3 separate regions of the Mus musculus genome follow, and regions 2 and 3 are each linked to region 1. A link is a loop called in an ENCODE intact Hi-C map of the cell type or tissue named here. Cell type or tissue: heart. All regions are shown on one strand.

Region 1 (8,000 bases):
GAGGGAGGAAGTGAAAAGGAGGAGGAGGGATGGAGTGGAAGGGAGGAGGAGAGAGTGAAAGGGAGGGGGAGGGAGGGGTGGAAGGGAGGAGGAGAGAGTGAAAGGGAGGGGGAGAGATAGGGTGGAAGGGAGGGGGAGGGAGAGGAGTGGAAGGGAGGGGTGGGGTGGAAGGGAGGGGGAGAGAGTAAAAGGGAGGAGGAGAGATGGGGTGGAAGGGAGGGGGGTGGGGTGGAAGGGAGAGGGATGGATGGGGTGGAAGGAAGGGGGAAAGAGTGAAAGGGAGGGGGAGGGAGGGGATGGAAGGGAGGGGGAGGGTGGGGTGGAAGGGAGGGAAGAAGGAAGGGTTTATTTTGGCTCAAAATTTGAGAGTACAGCCCCTCTCAGCAGGAAGGCCTTGTGGCCAGACTATGAGAAGGCTGCTCACATTTCATCTGTAGCTAGGAAACAGAGAGATGAGCCCAGGTGGACCAGTGGCTTTCTCCTGTGAACTCACTCTGGGACCCCAGCAAGTAGGATGGTAGTGCCCACAGGAGGACCAGAAGTCTAAGGTCATCCTTAGCTACAAAGAAAGGTTGAGACCAGTCTGGGCTGCAGGAGATTGTTTCGAGGGGAGGGGAGGGGGGAGGGGAGAGGAGAGAGGAGGGGGAGGGGAGGGGAGGGGAGGGGAGGGGAGGGGAGGGGAGGGGAGGGGAGGGGAGGGGAGGGGAGAGGAGAGGAGAGGAGAGGAGAGGAGAGGAGAGGAGAGGAGAGGAGAGAAGAGAAGAGAAGAGAAGAGAAGAGAAGAGAAGAGAAGAGAAGAGAAGAGAAGGAAGGAAAATCTAGAGAATGGTCCTCAAATCTCTGAAGGAACAGACCTCAGAAATCAGCAGCTAGAAAGGCTTTGAGAACCTAGGGCAGTCTTTTGGGTACTCTGATAGAGCAAATGTTTCCCTTTGGATCTCATGGTACTAACTGGAGAAATCAATATGTAATCCTTCAACTTAGGAGAGTCCAAAGGCTAGAAGGGTGTCTAAGAGGTCAGAGAAAACACGACCAGCTAATTTGAGGGAAGGAGTTCAGGGCATTTGTGGGGGTGGGGTGGGAGTTAAAACGGACCAGCATTCCCAGAGTTCCTTGGAGGAAAGGCTGTTTGCTTTGTGATAGATATGAAGGGTGAAAGATTGGATGTCAGCCATGACAGTGCTGACAGCAGACTATTCTCAGCCATCAGTCTCCACCGGCTAAAGAGAGCAGATGGCTAGATTAAGTAAAAGTTTGAAGTTCTAGCTCCAAGGTAACTTAGGACAACTCCCCAGGGCCGTCCCAGCTTCAAAAGTCTCTGCAGGGTTGGCTGAGGTCTTTGCTGGGAATGCTGCACAGAGCAACCTTGCACTGATTCCCCTGCCTTGCCCCAGGTACCTACCCAGCATTCTCTGGTAGACATCTTGCTTGCTTATCTACATCTCAGAGTTGGCTTTCCAAGAATCCTAGGGATGCCTGTGGATGGAGTGAGCCACCAAAGACTATCTTAGGTCAGCCCAAGGAGGCTCTGCATGGACTGATGCTTAAAATGCTACCAGATTTCTTACAGCTGGGGATGGAGTAAGCAAGCACTGGAATAAGATTATATCCCCCTTGGGTAATGAGGCTCCCGGTAATGAGGATGATGGCAGAGAGAGTGGCTGGCATTCGGAGACTGCCTAAGAAAAGGGCAAGTATAAAGATTACCAGCACCCAGCTCACAACAGTGTTGAGTCAAAGCCACTGCTCACTTTTCTGTCCCCTCTAACCTGGGGTACCAATCTGGGATGGGCAGGAAGATAAGTTAGCAGACCAAGGACAACTTGGAACAGTAGCACGCGTTCCCTTCCTGCAAACCCTGTACTTAACAATTTTCTTCCGTCTAGAATAGGGTCCCTGGCATCCTTATCGCCAGGCGTTATAAAACCTGAGCTTATCAAGGATGGGGGTGGGGGGAGAGAAGGGTCGCGGGGGTGGGGGGGTTCAAGTGGTGATGCTTCGAAGTTCTTTCCTGGCTGGCATTATTTATTACATGTTTCCTGAGAGACACACTAGGCACTGAACTGCCTCCAGAAAAGAGCCCTTTAGTCAGGACCACAGAAACAGTTGCGGCAGAGCGGGGGCAGATGGGTATGTGATCTAGTTCTTGCTCACTGAGACAAAGTTCACGCAGAGGGAGCAGAGCTTGTAGGTTTGGGCCTAGTCTGGAACCTTCCCTTCTGGATGTCCGGATCTCCTGGTACCGCCCAGCTTGCCCAGCTCAGTCCTGCCGCCTGCTCCTGCAAAGCAAGTTCTCAGGGCCGCCAGCTCCGTGATACCCATTCCTCTCCTCCCGAGTCTCATTTCTCTCAACCCTCCCTTGTCCAGCTCCTCTACTGGTCTCATTCAGAAGAGCACGCCCCCGCGTGTCTGGTCACGCCCCCAAAGCCTGGCTCCGCCCCACAGGACTCCTGGCCACTCCCCCTCTCGTTGTCCAGCCAGGACCACCTCTCCGACTCTCTGACTGGTTTTCTCTTTCTTCTGCTGCTGCCTTACGCCCCACTTACCGGGCTACGACCCTAAAATCTGGCCCGACACTCTCTCTGGGCACTGCTCTTCTCAACTGACCACACCTCCTCTCGCTGCTACGTCCCACCCCTCTCTGTTAGCCTTAACATCCCCAGCTTGCTCGGCCACGCCCCGAAAGTATGGCTCCGCCCCTTCTCAAGACGGCCACTCTTCTTCAACACCACGCCCCTCTAGTTGCCACGTTACGCCCTTCTCCCCAATCACCAGGCCCGGCTCACTTACTGCTCCGCTCTTCCCTCCAAACTCCGCCCTCTCCTCTACAGCACCTCGCCCCACCATCTAGGCCCCGCCCTTAAGGCCTGGCCACGCCCCGGCCACCTCCCTGCTCCTGGCCACGCTCCTCTCTGATTTTGGTTTCTCCCTGCGGCGCTCCGCCCCGCTTGACAGGCCCCGCCCTCCTGGTCCCGCCTCCTCCTGGCACCCAGCCGACTCTCAGCCTCAGCCGGCCGCGGGCATCATGGGCACAGCCTCGTCGCTGGTGAGTCCCACTGGCGGGGAGGTGATCGAGGACACGTACGGGGCAGGCGGCGGCGAGGCCTGCGAGATCCCGGTGGAAGTGAAACCCAAGGCCCGCCTGCTGCGCAGCTCGTTCCGCAGGGGCGCGGGAGCCGGGCCCGGGTCGCTGCCTCGCGCGGCAGGGGGCGGCGGGCTGCTGGGCGCCAGCTTCAAGTCCACCGGCTCGTCTGTGCCCGAGCTAGAGTATGCGGCGGCCGAGTTCGAGCGGCTCAAGAAAGAGTATGAGATCTTCCGGGTCAGCAAGAACCAGGAGTTGCTGTCCATGGGCCGCCGAGAGGCCAAGCTGGACACGGAGAACAAGCGGCTGCGGGCGGAGCTGCAGGTAACGCGGGACCGAGAGCGTCGCAAGCGGGAGGCTCTGAGGAAACTGAGACCCGAGCGCACCGCTCAGCCGCTTGGTGGCACCACCATCCTACCCCAGCTACAAACCAAGTTGTTTTCTAAATTGTGCAAAAGCTGCTCCTCCTTTATGTGGAATCATTATTTGAGTGTAAACTAATTTCTTATCAGCATCTTCCCCTGCCCCTTTCAATTTACGGTTCATTCATTAAGACACGTTGAATCAACCCAAGTCCTGAAGTCGAAAAATTTCTCAGAGCAACTACACACAAACTCCTCCCGGTTTTAGGTATCTCCAAAATGGAGTTCTTGGGTTAGTTTTCTTCGCGAAGTTCGGCAGATTCTGGGGTTTAATGATACGATAGGAATTTTTCTGGAAACCTCCTGATTTTATGGTTTTTAACTGTTGTGATTAAAAGTCTTCCCTGAGAGTACTCAAACTCTCTTAGTCCATTTAGTTAATGGACTAAACAGTTACTGCAATGCTATTGTAGGCCTTATAACAGATCGCCTTTGATTCATTCGGATACTAGGTAAAGCAGAACTTCTCGGAGTAAAAATATGGGACTATATGCCGTGGGTTCGGAGCCTCTCTGGTGGTCATTTGTTTATACCTTTCTTTTCTGTGAGAGGGATCTCTGACAGCCCAAGAGCTCCCGGCACATCAGAACTTAAATAAACATCACAGATTTTTTTGTAAAAGAAGGCTCCTTCCTTCTAGTAGGGCATCATTCCCATAAGCTATGAAGCCCTTCAGAATCTGCTGGGCTATTAGCATATTATCTGGGAAGCTGTTCTCACCCTCAGCTCCCTGCTCGCCTCACTTTCTACTGGGAGACCAATGTGCTTGCCCTTATAAAGTGGACTTGCGTGTCCCTCGTGTATGATGTCATGTATGTGCACCACTGCCCACTAAGAACCATGTGAATTGCAGGGAGAAGGGGTTAGCAGGATAAAGAGGCCAGTGCAGGGAGGACTGACAGACAGATGTCACAGATCACAGATCAGCAGTTCCAATTCCCTGTGAAACCTGTTGTTCCTTTCTTACCTGCATCATCGTGAGAAAACTCCCTCACATTTATTTCATTCAGCCATGTTGACATTTACTGGAGGCCTCTGATGGATCCAGACGGTGAATGGCTCAGGAGAAGAGTAAAATGATTAATATATAATGCCAAGGAGCACAGGAACCTTCATACGTACTATTCTTCAAGCTAAACCTTACAAATTGCGTGTCTTATTCTCTTAAAAACCCAAAGCATAGAAAAATCCTAGTGCTGGTGCAGTATTTCAAAGAAAAAGCATTAATTTCCGTTGAGAGCTCATTGCTGAAGAACCTGTTTACTAGGATTCAAAAATGTTTGCATTTTTTTCTATCTTGCTTGAAATCGTTGACACCATAGAAGTGCCTGGTAATTGATAAGAGAGTGAGTAGAGAGAGTAGAGATCCCAACATACGTAAACATGTATGTAAAAATGTAAAATGTGAACGAAAGGCCGTTTTTGTTAGGTGATAACAAGGTGAATCATTGCAGGCACTTCAGAAAACTTACCAGAAGATACTTCGGGAAAAAGAGGGTGCGTTAGAAGCAAAATACCAAGCCATGGAGAGAGCGGTCACATTTGAACATGACAGAGACAGGGTTAAAAGGCAATTCAAGGTAAATTCTTGATATTTCTTCCCATCCCCACCCTCCCCTAAGTGACATAGACTAAAAGCTAGTTTTCAAAAGTGTTTAGAGCCAAGTGTGGTGGCATATACCTTTACGCCCAGGACTCTGGATGCAGAGACAGACAGATCTCTGTGAGTTTGAGGCCAGCCTGGTCTAAAGAGTGAGGTCCAGAACAGCCCAAACTTCATAATGAGACCCTGTCTTGATTTAAAAAACAAAAAAAAAAAACAGCAACCAAAAAAACTTTTTTTCATCTGATATTTTGCGGAACATAGATAAATCAAGTAACAGCTGTGAAGCTCGTAGAGCTAGACCTACCAAACTTTTGGAAATGTTTGGGGATATTTTGTTTCGCATTTGGTATGAGGGAAACAAATGTGTCCCATGTCACACACACCCATGCTGTCAGACTTCCAGCAGGTTCCACTGCGAACAATAAAATGAGGGTCCGAAGAAGTATTTCTGTTACAGATGAGGAGACTGAGAACCAAATGTATTTTGACTTTATGAATAAATGTTTTTACCCCCCCCCCTGAAAACTTGGTGGCACAATTCTGTGATTACGGAAAAAACGTTTCAAAATTAAACTCTACCTTTTAAAAAGATTTTTAGGGAAACCAAAGAAAATGAAATTCAGGACTTACTGAGGGCCAAGCGAGAGTTGGAGAGCAAACTTCAGAGGCTGCAGGCTCAGGGGATCCAAGTGTTCGACCCTGGGGAGTCTGACTCGGATGACAACTGCACAGATGTCACTGGTGAGCTCATTTCGTGTCCCACTTTCCACAGAGCTGTATGGATGCTCGAGATGGTCAGTCATCCTTTTGCTCTCTGTGTGCAGGATTAGTGCTTACTCTGCTCTTACAAATGGGAGACCTTCTGTGTCTCTCTCAGCTGTCAGGACATCATCTCCTCTAAGTGTATGATGTCAGGAGCAACATTTTCTCTTGTTATTGTATTCTGCCATCCATCCTAGTCCATGGGGTGCTTGCATGCATGTTCACACTCATGTGTGAGCTCTTTCTCTTGTCTCTCTGTGTCTTTCTATCTGTCTCTCTGTCTGTGTTTGTGTGTCTCTCTCTGTATCTCTCTGTCTCTCTGTCTCTCTGTCTCTCTCTGTGCTGTCTGTCTCTTTCACCCCCTCACCCCACCCAAAGTACCTATTCTCCATTTTTCTCCAAAGGAAAAAAGAAGGTACAGTGTGCATGCTGTTTTTTCTTGTTGCTGTGACAAACTGCTTGGCAACAAACTACTTAAGAAGAAAGGTCTCGTTTCCGCTCACGGTTCAAAGGCCACACCCGTCACTGCAAGGCTGTCACAGCAGCAAGAGCATGAGGCAGCGGATCCCATTGCCTTTACAGTTAGGAAACGAGGATCCTGTGCTCAGCTTGCTTTCCCCTCTCCATACATACAGTTTGGGACCCCCAACCTGTCATGGAACAGGTCACTTTTAGGGTGGGTGTTGCTATCTCAATTAGCCTAGTCTAGAGATCCCTATCAATTTAACAGTCAAGATTAACCTGTGAGGTAGCTACAGGGTGAGGGGCACTTTCACCCAGGCCTGATGACCTTGAGTTGTATCCTGAGCCCCCACAAAGCTGCAGGAGACAGCTGATTCCTGAAGCCATCCTCTGACCTCCACACGAGGGCAACCACAGGTCCATGCCTATGCGCATGCACACACATTTGGAAAACTATTTAAAAAAATAGCATCACAGGTAGACAAACACCCTGCTTTTCTTGAAGGCACAATCTGAAATACAATTCCCTCTGCTCAAATGGCTCTGGCCAAAGCCCAACCTAGACTGCAAAGGGTAATCAATAGATAGGTAGATGTGTGTCAGCTAAAGTGTGTCACCTAAGGTGGGAAGGGGAGCTAGGCATCATGGAGTTATATTGTCCACAGATTGTTTCCCATATAGTGATGTCATCTATGCAACTTTGTAACAATTGTGGTCTCACTGTTTCCAACCTAGTTCAGTGAGTCACTCAAAAAGCTTTGGTTTTATAATAAACATATAAAACACTTTTCTATTAAAAGGTGATTAAAAAATCAAGAATTGAAGGCATTCTCCATGTTTCAAGAAAAAAAAGTCAACGGTGTTAATATGAGATAAAGGAAACGCTTCTTGTAGGTATAAGGAGAAATTGCTGTAGCCCTCCTATTTATAAGGGTTGGGTTCTAGTCTTACAAAGGGATGTTGTTGGGAGAAAGATACAGCAACTGGCAGTTCCCCCCTAGTTTTCATTATATTCTCATTGCATTGTGGCCACCATCTTGGGACTCTTACTACTAACATTTGAGAAAAAGATGCAATGATTCTGACTGGCCAAGAGCAGCTGCGAAAGTCCCTCCTGCTGCCACAGAGCCGGATGGATTGCTTCCATTTTGGTTGCTCAGATGCATCAAAGCTACTGTAGTTGTCTTGGCAAGTTAACAGAAACAAGTCGATGCTCCCTTTTTGGTCTTTCTCCTTGGTACATTGATTTAAACCTGAAGGACACAAGGTATCAGTGCCCTGTTGATCGGCTACCTTCAAAGTCCCTTCATAAGCCGGGAAGAATGCTATCCCCTGTGAATCTCAGCAATCAGGAGGTAGCGGCAGGTAGATCTGTGTGCATTTGCGGCCAGCCTGGTCTACATAGTGAGTTCCAAGAGAGCTAAGTCTCATGAAGAAAAGAAAAGTCCCTTCTCATTTTAATTGATACATACATGTCCAATTGCAGGTAGATTTTTAGAATTGTTTGTGTTGCCTTTAAAGTCCCTGATTTTGATTTTTTAAATAAATTTATTAATTTATTTATTTTGTGTATATGTATGTGTGCATGTGGGTAGGAGTGCATGTATGTGGACATCAGAAGCTAATCTGTGAGAAGCAATTCTCTCCTTCTACCAATTGCACTCCA
Region 2 (8,000 bases), 60 kb after region 1:
CATTTTGAGTTAGCTAACTGTGCAGAGTGTGAGGCTGAACTCTGACCACTCACAGTGGGGCACGGGAGCCCTTACATCAGGAGTAAAAACCCAACAGAATCCCCACTGTGTGAGCTTGCCTGCTTGACTTGGCGTGGCTATGCACCCTCCTGCAGAAGTAAACTTTGTGCCTTGCTAAAATGCTACAGATAACGTGGTATTTTGGGAGTGACCCCAGAACCATTTCTAACAGATTCTATATCTAAAATAATTCCAAATTACTTACACATTACACTGCCCTAAACCAAAGTTTCTGGACACAATTAAGTACCCTTTGTTGAATTAGTAATAATATGAGCCTTTGTCTGGAGAAAGTTATGACTCGGCCTCTAGAGAAGAGCAAGCTACCCAAATATAACAGAAACCATAACCACTGATTAGGCAATAGAGTGCTACTCTGTACCTGATTTGCTCCCGGAGTGAACAGTTTCCTACTGGACAGGCAAAGAGAAATCTTTTTACCTTACCAATGCCACATCTTGTCAGCATTTCAGCAGTCACACTACCAACTCCACCAACACCTACTATTGCTACAGCGTAGGTACGGATTTTCTGTGAAACACAAAACGGTACCTGTTAATACTGTTAGATTTGTCACTAGAAATTAGTCTCATTTCCCGAAATCAAGGTCATCATACCTTATAGTCACTGACAATTCCCATCCGTTTCAATGCCATCAGACGGCTTAAAGGAAAACAAAACAAATTTAGAGCATTTGCATTCTTGTTATTCATCTTTATTTTCATGCGGATGGGTGAGTTGCAGGTATATACATGCAGTACTGCAGGTATACATATGCAGTGGCTACAGAGGCCAGAGGCGGGTGGCAGATCACCTGGGACTAGAGTTATGCATGAACTGCCACGTCGGTGCTGGGGATCAAACCTGGGTCCTGTGAAGAGCAGCCAGTGCTCTCCAGCCTAAGCTTGCAATCTTTCAGCTAACAGTGATATGTATAGACAGGCTCCATCAAAGGAAACAATCACCAAAACTCAATCATTACTACTTCAAAAGAGGTGGAATCTAGGTGGACATGGTGGCATGTATCTGTAATCCTAGCACTTTAGAGGCTGAGGCAGGAGGATTAGGAATTCACAGCCAGCCTGGGAAACACAGCAAATCTGATGACTAGCTGAACTCAAAAGCTACCTTTTGCTAGGTAAATCACTAGGTTTAAAACCATGAATTCTCGTGTTACCTGTGAAACTGTATTGTTCTTCTAAAATACCTTCTTTATCTTAACGTGTAGTCAAGGTCTACACCTAATGGTTTAAATGGTAAAGATCAAAGGGAAATGGCATTGTTTTCCCTTGTTTTGTTAGTATATAAAGACAATGAAATAAGCTCACGGCCTCTGCCCAAAAGGAAGGATATCTGCATTGGGGAATATCTGTTGTCTGCCAAGGATTCTAAGAAGCAGTACTCATCTGCTCTATTATTGTGTATAAGTGTGTATTTATGTGTGCACACGTGCACACTGTGGTATATACCTATATAACACATTAAAGTTTTTGTGTGTTTGATCTTTACTGCACACATGGACCTGTGGTTGTTAGACATCTGTCAGCAGCCCTCTGGTTAACCCCGCCTCTCCACTTTAACCCTATGTGACCCTATTTAGAGCTGCACACACTATTCTAGTATTTTCACTTCTTGCTTCTCAGTCTTCTGAAGTCTTCACTCTTAAATGTCCATCACAGATGCACAAACACTTCCTGTCTCAGTAGCCATTGTCCTTTTGATTAGATCCTAACTGTTCACTGCTGGGTGGGTATTTTAGCAGTTCCCCTTCTTTCACAACCTTGACTCCTCAGGCAGCAACTGCATCTTCCTTATGCCTAATCTCCTACATGTTTGCACTCACTCAACCTAACTCCAGCAGTTCTCAGAAATGTCTACGTACACTCACATGCAGGCGTTACCAACTTCACCACCCAAGAGTGTCTCTAGACCCATAGCCCACAGAGTCCTCTTTCTGGAACTTTACCTACGTTTAAAACTACCCAGGTTTTAGCCTCACTGCTTATAGCCTTAGAGACTTGCTGGGGAGGGACCTAATGCCACAGATTCTATTGTATACTGCAGTCCATCTAAAATAGCTCCCTACACTTTTCTCACCTCCAGGATGAGAGAAAATGATCAGCAATCCCCTAGGACCGTGGTGAGAAGAAACATACATGTAACGGGAGGTCTAACAGCATGCTGCCGACTGTGGTCGTCTACGAGGTTTGCCATGCACGACTGCTGTTCTAAGAACTGCACATAAACTGCTTCAGTCTTCAGAACTATGGCGGAAACAGGCGTTCCTGTGGCCCCACTTACAGGGAACAATCTCACCCAGAAGTTCAGCAGCTGTTAGAAACCGTTCTAAGTTACTGACTACTCAGTAAGCTGAGAAGTGAAGCCACTCAATCTTCTAAGCCCATTTAAGGAGAGCAAAGAGGAGGGGTCAGGAGCCCTGGCAAAGCCAATATTCAGGGATATTCGTGAGCACCCTAGTAACTAACTCTCCCTCACCCTGCTCCATCTAAGTTACACCAAGAGGCATTTAGGAAACGGTGCTCTATCCTCGGCGACTTTACATGAGATATTATACTCTGACAGAGCTTTCTATGCATCAGCCGATGCAGAGCCAGGTAGACTAATAAAGATAATGGTGACAGGAAACTGGGTACAGGACAGCAGGCAGAAGAGCTCCACCATATGGATGGATGGCTTGGATTGTTTGTTTTTTTTTAATAAAATGTTATTTTCCTTCCTTGCAGAAAAAAAGGGGTCTCACTACACAGCCCAAAGTGGCCTACAACTCCTGTAGCCCAGACTGACCTGGACCTCACGACAACCCCCTCTACCTCACCCTCCCGAATGCTACGATGAATCGTGAGCCAACTCGCTTGGTGAAGAATATCTTCTGACTAGCATAAGACATGGCCTTGCCCATCTGGGAACTGGACCTCCACAGCAGGAAAGGAGCGGCAGGAGGCCGGCTGAATCCCTCGCGCGGAGCGTGGCCCTGCCCGCCCCGTCATGGATCACCTGTAGGGATTGGAATCCAACACCTCGTCGCTCATCTCCTGGATGCGGGTCCGGCCGCAGTGGCCGTCCCCTCCAGAGCGCCGGGTTCTCTCCCGGGCGAGTTCCTGCTCCAGCTCCTCAACCCGCTGTCGCAGCCGCTCCACCGAGTCGGCCATGGCTGGGCTCCCGGTGGCCTCCGATCCCAGGCCGGACCGCCGCCGTCGCCGTCGTCGCCGCCTCCCCACGCTGCCTCGCTGGGCCCACGAAGCGCAGGAGGAACAGACACAGCCTTCCAGGTCCAGACACCGGCGAAGCGGCTCCAAGGCTCCCAGTAAGACACGTCTCCGGCACGCCCACCGGGCTTCCGGCGTGCCACTTCCGGTGCGCCGCCGCCATCGCTCCGCTCGGTAAAAAAAAAAAAAAAATAATAATAATAAATAAAAACACTCCTCAAAACACTTAGCTTTCTTCTCTAGAACCAAGACCCAGGTCTCAGCAGAGCCAGCATCATATGTGTCCAGATCAAGTCGACGGCCATTCCGTCTTTCCTATCTAGGAGGCCATGAGAAACACCAGGGTCTTTTAATGCAGGCTCAAGGTTCTGGCGGACTCTCTTCTTGCACGGACCGCACAGGTCTTCCGCTGGCGCGTCCTTAGTCTAGGGTGACAGCTGTTTGTCTTCATTCGCCAGAGTCACGTTTGCGACCTTGTTTTTCTATAAGACTGAGGACTCCAGCTCTGACGCTGAGGGTAAATTCTAAGTCTGGTCCCACAACAGGCAATTCTTTTATTTCTCCACCAGACTCCGAGTCCCAGACTCCGCCTCCCACATGGCTTTGCAGCAACACTGCCCAGAGTCCCGGTGATTGGCTTCTCCTAAGCCCCGCCCGACCACGCCCCCCCCCCCCCCCCCCCAAGTGCCGGTCTCCTTTCTGCCTTGGCGCAACCTCCGTACAGTCTGTGGATTCCTCGGTGACAACAGTGGCGGTCATGGAGACGGATGTCACCAGTGACACCGTGGAAGTGCTACCCCAGCACAAGTTCGACCTCAGGTCCCTGGAGGCCTACCTGAATCAGCACTTGCCGGGCTTTGGGTCAGATTCCCGGGCTGTGCTGACTGTTACTCAATACAGGTATCAACCATAGCCTTTGCCTCCTGGGAACATGTCTGTGCTTGGTGCTTCGCTTCCTTTGGCCCTGGGTGGGTGTCTCATTTGCCCGGTCGGGATTTCTTTCCCTGCAAGGATGCTTCCTGGATAATTTGTACTCGAATCCCAGGCTAGTCTGAATTAGAGGGCAGGAGCAGAGGTGCAGTATCCATTATGCAGTGCAGTCTTGTTAAGGACTAAAATTATGTGTCTAATTCACCGAGAGTGTTGCGGCTGAACACTCTTGAATTCCTAATAGATATCTTCTGTGACCTTCTGTGCTACAATCTAAAGATCAGTTTCTGAGGGGCTGGTGCCATTTTGTTTAATTGACCTTAGTCACCTGGGGCTAGGTTAATAATACCAGCTAAAATATACCAATTCGATTCTAGACATTCCACTTCACTGTTTTTAGCACCACTTAAGGCCTAAGTTCTTGAAGCAAGGGAATTAAACGGGAGGAGGTGACTCCAAGAATACCTTTCCCCACTGACAAGTGAATCTGGTTTTAGTCTGGTGTTTTGTAAATAGAGAGGGTATTTTTTGTTTGGTTTTTGATTTTTGTTTTTTTTTTACTTTTATACAGTTCCAGTATAAAACCATTTCATATGGTTTCAGTAAACTGTGCCTGGCCTTTCTATCTGGGGATTTAACTGTAACATAAATTCAGAGATCAAAGTTCCTTTCCTGTAATATTTGCCTGTATCCATTAGTCTTGATAAAGAAATGAAGTGATTTAGGTGAAAGGACTTAAGCATTGAAATATCCGTGGAGAGGTGGAATAAGTAATAGTTGACACTTCTAAACTTAATACTTTGTGTTGTAAACAGACTGAAGCAGGTCAAAGTTCACATTTCAGTGATTAGTTCACTCTGTGGAATTTGGCCAGCTTATTGTCCTGCTTTCAGATAAAGGTTATATATGTTCACATTACTGTGGTCCTGTGCAGACTTAAAATAATTCTGAATTAAGTTGATGTTCACCAAAATCATGCTCAATACATGAAATTAGTTGTGATACAAAAAAAAGTACTTCTGAAGTCAAACCTAGGGCTACATGGCTTTAATCCCAACAATCTAAAGATCCCTGGAGATTGGAGGCTGAGGAAAAATGATTGTGAATTTGAGGCCAGTCTGGGCTATGTAGCAATCCTTGGTTTCAAACACTATTTTTCCAGGAATGTTATATAATCTTGATTTAACATAGATGTACATATTCAACAGAGAAAACACATTCATTTTCAGGACATATGAAAAATTATAAAAATAAAAGTAGATAGATAGAAAGAGAGAGAAATAGTAAGGCCACAAAAATCTCAAAGGAATCTTTTAAAAGTTTAGACCAGTTCTATGGCTTATCAGGTAAAGGCACCTGCTGCTGAGCCTGACAACCTGAGACAACCCCCTGGAAACTACATTGTGGAAAGAGAGAGACAGATCCTGCATGTTGTCCTCTGACCCCCACACGTGTGCCACCAAATAAATAAATATAAAGGGGGAAAACACACATTTTGACAATATAAATGCAACTTTTTAATAGGATTAAAACAGCAAAGAAATGCTATCCAGAAACGACTTGTTTTGTGTGTTGAAAAGCCAAGAGCAACATAGGTAATAGTTTGTTAAACTTAAGAGTACAAATCACTTGCATTTCTATATCTTAGCAACAGTTGAAAAATGACACCCAAAAGCTCTAATAAAAACATCCCAAAACATTACCTAATAGAAGGTGTTCAAGACCTTTGTATAGAACATAAAAAAAAACCTCATTAGCAGTTTTTAAAGAACCTTAGAAGTCACATACATGAGCAGGAAAAGTCAGGATTGAAAAATTTTGCTCTTTGTTCCAACTGATCTATAGATTCAAAGCAATGTTAATCAAAATTCTGGTTTTTTTCTCTAATTTGAAAAAACCTGCTTCTAAATTTTATGTGAAACCAAAAGGTTAACAGAAACATTCCAAACAAAACAAACAAACAAAAAAACTGAGTGGGAAATCTTGTCGAAGACCCTCTGGGCCCCTTTGTCTGAACAGGTCTCTAGTCACGGGTGGACAAAGCGTAGGATGAATTGACAGACAGACACACACAGGAGAGGTCGTGTGGAATCTGCATGTATTTTTCAAATCGAGCATCAGACTTTTTATGCAGAAGACAATAAGGAAGTTGGGTGACATATTCGCAAGGTACAAATGAGGTAACCGGAATCTTACATAAAACAGAAGAATGCAAACACAAAAGGTCTAACGAGAACCACCTAGGATAGAATTCATTGTTAACAACTGGGATCAAAAAGGGCTCCACCTAAGATTCACTTAATCTTAGAAGCCAGGGTCAAGGGCTTCATGCCCTTGCCATAGTTCCTATTTTAGTCTATTGTATAGTCCACCTTCCCCTTAGGCCGTTGTAAATACGTGTGTATGGGTGTAACTCAGCTATAGTCTTAGAAGCCAGGTGTGAGGTCTTTACTCTCTTAGGGCTAGGGCTTTCACACCCAAGTCATGGTTCTAACTAGGGAGTTCCGTTCTAGCTAACCATCTCATGAATAATGCAATACTCTAAAACCACAGCCCGATCTACTTCCTAAACCATTGTAAATTCCTGTATATGGGAGCACTTGGCTTTTATTGATAGTGTAATACCAGAGGCTATTCTGAATGTCACTGTCTAGCTCAAGGACGTTCTAGGACTGTTGGAACACTGGCGGAAGGCTTTAGCTATGTCAGAATTCAATCTTAAAAGGCACTTATAATAAAGAGAGCACGTGGATCCATCCACTAGACTAACGTGGGAATGGAAAATTTAGAGAGCACGTCAGACTCCAGGAGCGAGTTTCTGTGAAACTCTTTTTGCTTCATGAGCAGCTTTTAGGCATCCCTGCCCGACAGGCTGACTCAACCAGAGTGCCGTGGCAAAATCTGAATTAAAATGACAGATATGTTAATGAGATAGAGAGTTCACAAAATACCCGTAGAACTTATTTGACAGTGCTTACACTTAGAACCAACTTGGGGGAAATTGGAAGATCCACAGGTAAAAGATGACATGAGCCTGTGGTGGAATAATTACCCCTATGAAATACAACTTTCTGTAAGGAAATTGCCAAGCAGGCTGTGGGCCTGCCTCAGTAAGTGGAGTGCCCCCAAGCATGCATGAAACTAGGGTCAATCCCCAGGGCCATATAAACCAGGAATAGTTTGTGATGGTATGTGTCATTTTAGCACTTGGGAGATAGAGGTAATAATATTAGAAGCTCAAAGTTGTCCTTGAACAACTTCACAAAATTGTTCTCTAATTTCCTTATGCATATGGTGGTATGCATGTTCACACATGTGCACACACTATATGTGTGTGTAGGTGTGTATGTGTAAATACATATATGTATTATGTGTATGCATACACACATATACACATAAATATATGCATATATGTACACATATATATATATACACATATATATAATCCCCAGCATTGGTTAGGATATGAAACATTAAGTCTTATTAAGGTATAGGTCTGTATAGTAACCATTTACCAACACTTGACATTATCCTGTAAAACTGAGATCAGAAAGATATGTGTGTCTCTTGCCTCAGAAATATTTTCCTTTTTTTTTCCCATTTAGAAGCATTTATTTTCAGATGAGGAAATTGAGATCTAGGCAGAATAAACACTTGCTCAAGGTCACTCTACATGTGGATAAAATGGATGTTCTTAGTTATTCAGACACACATGGACTGTTCCAATACCTCCATTTTATTTGTTAAGAATGAGGAGATGTGGCAAGTTGAATAAATGCATGC
Region 3 (8,000 bases), 800 kb before region 1:
TCTGTTTGTTATACAGAATATGTTCTACGTAAAATGAAGCTACACAAAAGGTACCTACATCTTCAGACTACTCCATCCAAGAAGGTTCTTCCTTGACAAGCCACAGTGCCCCAGTAAGCTTTGTTAACTTGACACAGCTTCCAGCCATGCAAGAGAAGCCTCAACAGAAGTCCCTCCATGAGACTGGCCTGTGTGCATGTCTATGGGTCATTTTCTTGAGTCCAATGTGGGAGGCGCCATGTTTAGGCAGGTAGTCCGGAGCTATGAAGAAATCTAGCTAAGTGAACTGAAGAGTGAACCAGCAAGCAGCATTTCTGCATGGCTTCTGCTGCCAGGACCCTGCCCTGAATTCCCTTAACAATGAACTACATCCCGGGAGTGTAAACAGATTAAATCCTTTCCTCCCCAAGTTGCTTTGGGTCAGCAACACACATGACAGTAGAACTTAGTAAAGAAGAGTGTCAGATTCTAGAACATTCCAGATACCTCTTACCCTGTTATTGTTGACTTTGTATATGGCAGAACTATCGGTAATGGAAGTCTGTGTGTCTCTGTACTGGCCAGTTAGCAACTGTAAACAAAACAAAACCAAGACAGACAAATCAGGGTAAGCGAGTTACAATAACACTGAATGCAATGTAAAAAATGACATTTTCATTCTGTGGAGAGTAAGGTCAAATGAACGAATGCTACTTGAAACAGCTGAAAACGATCATACTGCTTTATTTTTAACTTGTAGAATAGTGATTAATTACAGCCGGGCAGTGATGGCACACGCCTTTAATCCCAGCACTCGGGAAGCAGAGGCAGGCGGATTTTTGAGTTCGAGGCCAGCCTGGTCTACAGAGTGAGTTCCAGGACAGCCAGGGCTACACAGAGAAACCCTGTCTCGAAAAACCAAATAATAATAATAATTAATTACAAGCTTTATTCCTTCTTTTTGCAGTGCCATCAGAAAGTGGCACCCTGGGCCCAACATTATTAGTATTATTTTTAAACAACAGCAAGGGGCCAAATTACTGACCTGTAAAGATTTTAGGCACCAAAACCAACTCAAGGCCTCAGGAGATGTTCAGTGGACATAACACTTCCTGTGTAACCTTGATGACCTAAGTTCAGCCCCTCTGAACCCACATAAACCCAGATCTAGTAGTACACACATTCACAAGCCCAGTACTCCTATGGGGAAAATGGGAGGGAGACAGGACAATCTCCAGAAATTCATACTAGCTTGCCTGGCACAGCAATGAGAGAAGACCAACACTTCTGGTCCTCTGACCTCCACAGATGTGCCAAGGCTCACACGTACCAGCCCTTACACACATGAATGAACACACACACACAATTAAAATAATAATAGCTATTACTACTACTACTACTACTATTATTATTATTTATACCCTCCAAAGGAAGAGGGTAAATTCTCCATAGTAAAACATGTTCAGTTAAAATACACTGGCTTACATAAAACTAAGTGTTAGTAAAGGGAGGCCTCTCTAGCTTAAGACTGTCGAAGGAGGGTAATTTTTGTCATGATTGTGATAATGCTGGATTGCTCAGAACTAGCCATGCTGGGACTATTTTAAGTCACAGAAATCAGCAAAAGTTATTGGGCTTCCTTTATCCTTTATTGATTGTTTAAAGAAAGAATAAGAACGCAAGCTACACTTAAGAATATATGTCTATCCAGGCAGTGGTGGCACAGGCCTTTAATCCCAGCACTTAGGAGGCAGAGGCAGGTGGATTTCTGAGTTCAAGACCAGCCTGGTCTACAGAGTGAGTTCCAGGACAGCCAGGGCTATACAGAGAAACCCTGTCTGGAAAAAAACAAAATCAAACAAACAAACAAAAAAATGTATGTCCATAACCATTATATTCTGAGTAGCCCAAGAAACTGGTAATGCATTTTTTAACAGGTGTATGTACACTGAAGGTTGGTTGATGTCGGGAGTCCTTAATCTTTCTCCACCTTATTTATTTACTGTTTTTGCTTTTTTTTTTTTTTTTTTTTCCCTGACATAGGGTTTCTCTGTGCAGCTCTGGCTGTCCTGGAACTCATTCTACAGACCAAGCTGGCCTCAAACTTGAAGAGATCCTCCTACTTCTGCCTCCCAAGTGTTGGCTTTAAAGGCATGGACCACCACCACACAGCCAGCCACCTTTTGTGAGGCTGTGGTCTCTCACTGAACCCGGGGAGAAAACCAACTAGCATGGGTGGTGGTGAGCCAAGGAATTCCAGGGATCCATACCTCCTAGGCCCTGGGATTGCTGACAAGAACTTCTGGACCTGGCTTTCACGTATGTGCCACCGATCCAAACTCAGACCCTCATTTTTTTGCCAGGCAAGAAAACAGACTGAGTCACCTCCCCATCCCCAGACCACGTATTCTAACAGCATCGTGTGTGTATGTGTGTGTGTGTGTGTGTGTGTGTGTGTTTTTACAGGTTTTCCTAGAGTCTTTTTTATATAACTCCCAGGGGGCTGGAGAGATAGCTCAGTGGTTAAGAGCACCGACTGCTCTTCCGAAGGTCCTGAGTTCAAATCCCAGCAACCACATGGTGGCTCACAACCATCTGTAATGAGATCTGACTCCCTCTTCTGGTGCATCTGAAGACAGCTACAGTGTACTTAGATATAATAATAAATAAATCTTAAAAAAAAAAAAAGAATTAACTCCCAGGGCTGGAGACTCAACTAAGTTGGATAAGATCCCATCCTGCTTCTAGCAAAGGGACCTGAATTCAATTCCCAGCACCCACATCAGGCAGCTTTGAAGACCGACTCTACAAAATCTGACACATCTGGCCTCTACAGGTACAGGCACTCATGTGCATATACCCACACACATACATATAATTAAAAAGAAAAAAAAATATTTTTAAAAACATGTCCTAAACTTGCTGTACCAAATAAACTGCAAGATGACAGGGCTACGGAAATGCCTTACCCATCCCTCTTAAGTCTAACCGAGGTGAAAATCAAAGCATTACCCTGACAAACAGCAACGTTTTCCCAGAGTCACAGAGACCAACGAAGAGAACAGCTCTCTGACTGCTCTTTCGGCTCCAGATGAACTTCCAGAACACTGCAGAGAAGAGAAAGGCAGCCTTCATTTTCTAAAGACATTATTAGTAGGCATTTACGACAAAAAAACAAAGCGTCCATCTGGACTACTTTCATTGTCACACGGATTAGAGTCAGTTTTGTTAGGAACTCACGGAGCGCCAGCCACTATCAACTGTAAACCTTTTCACGTCTATTTCCCTCATCCAAATGTGGAGACTAAAAGTATACACAGAATGATGGATCTGGGAAAAATTAGTGGCTTGCTACATTTGATTGGTGGATTTCTACTCTACCTTAGTACCCCAGTATCTCAGAGCCCAGTTCAGACACAAGTGGCTCAAAGTTGGAATGAACGATGGCGGCCGCAGCGCTCAAGCGCACAGGGCCGCCTCATGTAAGTCCTGTCCCAAGACCCAGGTCACTTCAGCGTCCCCTTTCCACACTGCTGGGTCTGGAAGACGAGTAGTAGAAGAGGGAACGCAGCCGTCCGCCTCCCTGGCCTGCGGCGCCGAGCCACCCTGCCCTCGCCGTGAATGCCGGCCGCCTCACCCAGCGTCAGCAGCACCGCCAGGAGAGCCACCGCCACGGAGAGCAGCGTCGGATCCCTCTGCTGCAGCTCCTGTCGTAAGGAGTCGAGGTAAGGCTGGAAGGCGCCACCGGCGCCATCGCCAACTCGCCGGGTGTTCGCCGAAGCCATGAAAGAGGTGTGTAGTCTTCCCGGGCCGCCAAAGTTACGTGGCTCTAGGCTCCACGCCGTGGTGGGGCGCGGGGCATCACGGGAGTTGTAGTCCCTTAGGGGTATCTCGGCTAAGTGCCTGATGGGAGTTGGAGTTTTTTGGTTTCTACAACCCAGTTAGCGAGTGTATTCATATCGGCATGCTTTGAGACATGTATAGCTTTGTGGAATTTTTTTTCTTTGCATTTTAATTTTTTATCTTTGGAGAATTTCATAAATGAATATGATGTCTTTTGGTCAAACCCACCCCTCTACTCCCATTTCATTTCGATTTTTGAAAGAATGATGACTTTTAGCAAAATTAACGGCTACAAAACTTCATTTGAGGGTGAGGATTTCTACTCGGCCGTTACATGGGATGAAATTTATGAGAGATTTTACCACAGTATGATGTGACCGAAGATGTGATGGAGTCACAGAGAATCCACAAAGACACATCAAGTCCTTTATGAGGTCAGAGAAAAGTAGCTAGAGATGGACCTGAATCTTGGAGGATGCATTAACCTATACCGGCAACTAAAGAAAACAGAAAAAGACGCACGGAAGAGAAGCTTGAGTAAAAGCCAATGACATGTGGGAAACTCGGGAATTCTGTGTCCTGCATTGACACGTCCAGCACGGAAAAAAATGACTGCATTTTAAAAAGCAATCAGGAAAATCAGTGCTCGGGAGGATGTGGAGGTGTCGACGATAGATTGATCATTCCCACCCAAAGGAAGCAGGCCTACTCAACCAGGTAGGCCATTTGAGAGGCCCAGAGTAGACAACATTTTTCAGTTTCTCAAGAGGACTTATTTATAAAAGATCTTCATGGGAACTCTTCTACTTAAGATTTCATCGGGTAATCGAAACATTTAAAAAAAAATGTGAGCTTCAATTTAAAAATATCTCTGCGAGTCAGAAGTGGCCAAGCCTCGAGGGCCATTTGCAGCCTCTGTCATTAAGTAGCTGTCATTATTTTAAAGTATTTAAGTACAGGTCTGCCTGGGAGATGACAGGAAAAGTCGATGTCACTTAAAGGCTAAACAAATTCATTAAAATGTCGCACTGCCACATAAAACCCCAACTCCTGCAGGTACCAGGAAGAGAGGAAATGAGACATTCCCTTCCTCTCTAGTGTGGCAGTGAGTGATTGGGTAGGAAATGAAACAAAGATGTTAAAGTTTGAGTTTGGAAGGTTCGCAATGTGATTTCGATTTCCATACATCCTCAAAAGGCAGAGGGCAGGTGAGAAGAAGCCCACTCGAGAGGGCCACTCCGTTGGCCTTACCATCGCCAGATACTGAGTCGCTGGCTACAGGCTATGTATAAGAATGATTAGATTGTCCATGGAAGCAAAAGTGGCAGAAAGGCAGCTGGAAAAGTTTGTAGGAATCAGACCTGGGAGTGGTTTTGTGTGCTATGCTGAAGAACTCAGAGTTTACTCATAGTATAACAATAAGCTGAAGGTGACATGGATAATTGGCAGATCTGTGGAGAACTGTGACTGGAGAGAGAAAAGACTGAGGCTGGGGGAATCAATGGGAGTCTCTTGTCGTATTTAGGCAAAAGATACTTGGAGTCTAACACAGGATAAAAGTGTGAAATCCGGGGCTAGAGAGATGGCTCAGTGGTTAAGAGCACTGGTTGCTCTTCCAGAGGTCCTGAGTTCAGTTCCCAGCAACCACATCAGGTGGCTCACAGCCATCTGTAATGGGATCTGATGCCCTCTTCTGGTGTGTCTGCAGACAGCTACAGTGTGCTCACATACATTAAATAAATAAATAAACAAACAAACACTGAAAGTGTGAAATACAGGGTAAAATTTCTGAGATATTTAGAAGTTAAAATATGTAGGTTGTAATGACTATAAAATATATAGTTGCTGTTGTTCTATTACTGTGAAAAGACACCATGACCAATACAGAAGAAAGCATTTAATTGGGAGCTTTTTTGTTTGTTTGTTTTTTTGAGACAGGGTTTCTCTGTGTAGCCCTGGCTGCCCTGGAACTCACTCCGTAGACCAGGCTGGCCTCGAACTCAGAAATCCACCTGCCTCTGCCTCCCGAGTGCTGGGATTAAAGGCATGCACCACCACCGCCTGGCAGAAGAAAGCATAGAAAGCATTTAATCGAGAGCTTCCTTATATTTCAGAGGCTGAGTTCATGAGTGTCGCAGTAGGGGATGTGGCAGCAGGCAGGCATGGCACTGACACAGTAGCTAAGAGCCTACATCCTGATTCAGAGGCAGAGAATAAGAAACTGGGCCTGGTGTGGGTGTTCAAAACTTCAAAGCTCACTCCAGTGACACACCTCCTCCAACAAGGCCACACCTCCTAATCCTTCCCAAACAGTTTCACCAACTGGGGACCAAGCGTTCAAATGTATGAAGCTATGGAGATGTTCTCATTCAAACCACAACACAGCCTAACCTACACAGTAAATTCCTTGGCTACATAGTGTGAGATTTTGTATCATCCTTTGTTTTGGTAAATCTCCATCCCAAATATACCCCGGCGATGAAAACACAACACAGTTAATATGAATACATGCTGTGCACCTAGGTTGGGCAGATCTACCACTACACTACCATCTTCCACATCTATGAGACCCCTTAGAACTTGCAGTTTCTCCAGGCCATGTGCTTCTGCTCTGCTTTTCTTCTTCCTCCTCCTCTACGTCCTCTCCCTCTTCCATTTTCTTCTTCTCTCTCCCACCTTTCACTCCACCTTCCCTTTTATCTGCCCAATCATCAGCTCTTCTTTATTTTACAAATTAAGGTGGGAAGCAGGTTTACAGGAAATCACCTGAGTGCTGACTCATTCCTTGTTCGCAGCCCCTCACAGGAGAATGGAATTAATATCAAATATAATTAGCCCCAGGGCTATTCACAACCATCCTTTCTAACAAAAAAAAAGTTGTTGGACGAAAGATTGTTGTCATCATATGTAAAAAGAAAATTGCGTACCTATATGTATACAAACACATACACAAAATAAAAATTAATATTTAAAAAATGACTTGAAGAGACATTTTTTCCCACATGTTGCAAACTATCAGGAGGAATGTGAAGTGTGCTTAATGTCTTTAGCCAGTGAGAAAATGAAAATGGAAACTGCTATGAGATACTACCTGATACTCATTAAGATAGTCACTATTAAAAAAGTCAGAAATATACCAAACAGTGCTGAGAGGAAAGGGAAATCTGTTACACTGTTGGTGGGAATGTAGCTTACTACAGCCATTATGGAAGACAGCATAAAGGTTTCTTAAGTTAAACAAAAAAAGAACGGGTGGTAATGAACCCTGAAATCCTAAGTACTCGGGAGGTGAAGGCAGAAGGGTCAGGAGCTCAAGGGCATCATTGGCTGCACAGCAAGTTCGAGGCCAGTTTGGATAAAATGAGAACGTGTCTTAAAATGCACACACACACAAATACGGATGTTCGCATGCACCATTTGTGGGTTTAGGGACCCACAGAGGTCAGAAGAGGCATTGGATCCTCTGGAAATGGAATTAGAGAGATTTGTAAATATTTTATTTTAATGATGCATGTATGTGTAGGCGTGGGGGGTGTGTGTGTGAGTCTGTACATGTGAGGGTGCAGGCTGTGGGCTCTCATGTGAGTCCTGAGGTTTGTAAATGCTCTCAGATGCTGAGCCGCTTCTCTGGCCCTCCTCGGGTCTTCAATACTTTTTTATAAAAAAAGTATAACTTAAATTTTTAAAAATATTTTGTTTTAATTATGCATGTACGTATGGGCATGTGTGTCTGGATGACTTTGTGCCTGTGAGTGCAGTACCCAGAGAGTCCAAAGGAAGGTGTTGGATCCCATGAGTTTGAATTTCAGGTGGTTGCAATAGTGTAGATGCCAGGATCTGAATCCCCCACACCCTCTACAAAAGTGGCATATGTTCATAAGTGCTGAGTCATCTCTAAATTCTAAGAGCGGCTTGCCTAGTATATGTGAGGCACAGAAAAAAAGTTTTGAGGCAGGCAGTGGTGAAGCACGCCTTTAATCCCAGCACTCGGGAGGCAGAGGCAGATGGATTTCTGAGTTCGAGGCCAGCCTGCTCTACAAAGTGAGTTCCAGGGCAGCCAGGGCTACACAGAGAAACCCTGTCTCGAAAAACCAAAAAAAAGTTGCTGTGTCATCGTACTGTTGATGGGCCCTAGAAAGTCCTGTTATGGATGCTCCCTCTAGGTTTGTCTGTTTGTT

The links. Hi-C counts contacts between places; a loop is a spot of excess contacts. Peaks named below come from ENCODE experiments on the same cell type or tissue, not always from the same donor. Only the 100,000 strongest peaks of a DNase experiment are listed, where the experiment ranks them.
Region 2: a loop joins it to region 1, with 8 times the contacts of the local background. A loop is called at or near these places in 6 of 42 quality-filtered maps.
Region 3: it touches region 1 in a loop (6-fold over the local background); 5 of 42 quality-filtered maps call a loop at or near these places.

The regions. Positions count from the first base shown.
Region 1 is chr9:103,999,756-104,007,755 of GRCm38, forward strand. It overlaps Nphp3 (nephronophthisis 3 (adolescent)), which reads left to right and starts at 2,789. Exons shown (of 27, transcript NM_028721.3): 1 at 2,789-3,406; 2 at 4,959-5,084; 3 at 5,701-5,851. The coding sequence starts at 3,026. Gm33054 (predicted gene, 33054) reads right to left here and starts at 2,604. Exons shown (of 2, transcript NR_168653.1): 1 at 2,547-2,604; 2 at 2,005-2,279. In heart, CTCF peaks have their summits at 2,393 and 3,474 (motif pointing right); a DNase peak (open chromatin) is centred at 2,776; H3K4me3 peaks cover 2,712 bases; H3K27ac peaks cover 2,168 bases.
Region 2 is chr9:104,059,717-104,067,716 of GRCm38, forward strand. It overlaps Uba5 (ubiquitin-like modifier activating enzyme 5), which reads right to left and starts at 3,405. Exons shown (of 12, transcript NM_025692.3): 1 at 3,076-3,405; 2 at 678-723; 3 at 502-591. The coding sequence starts at 3,230. It overlaps Acad11 (acyl-Coenzyme A dehydrogenase family, member 11), which reads left to right and starts at 4,008. Exons shown (of 20, transcript NM_175324.4): 1 at 4,008-4,187. The coding sequence starts at 4,045. In heart, no CTCF peak of the experiment used is centred here; DNase peaks (open chromatin) are centred at 3,385 and 3,925; H3K4me3 peaks cover 2,486 bases; H3K27ac peaks cover 1,584 bases.
Region 3 is chr9:103,198,296-103,206,295 of GRCm38, forward strand. Srprb (signal recognition particle receptor, B subunit) reads right to left here and starts at 3,770. Exons shown (of 7, transcript NM_009275.4): 1 at 3,617-3,770; 2 at 2,992-3,086; 3 at 494-571. The coding sequence starts at 3,764. In heart, no CTCF peak of the experiment used is centred here; a DNase peak (open chromatin) is centred at 3,836; H3K4me3 peaks cover 1,484 bases; H3K27ac peaks cover 1,000 bases.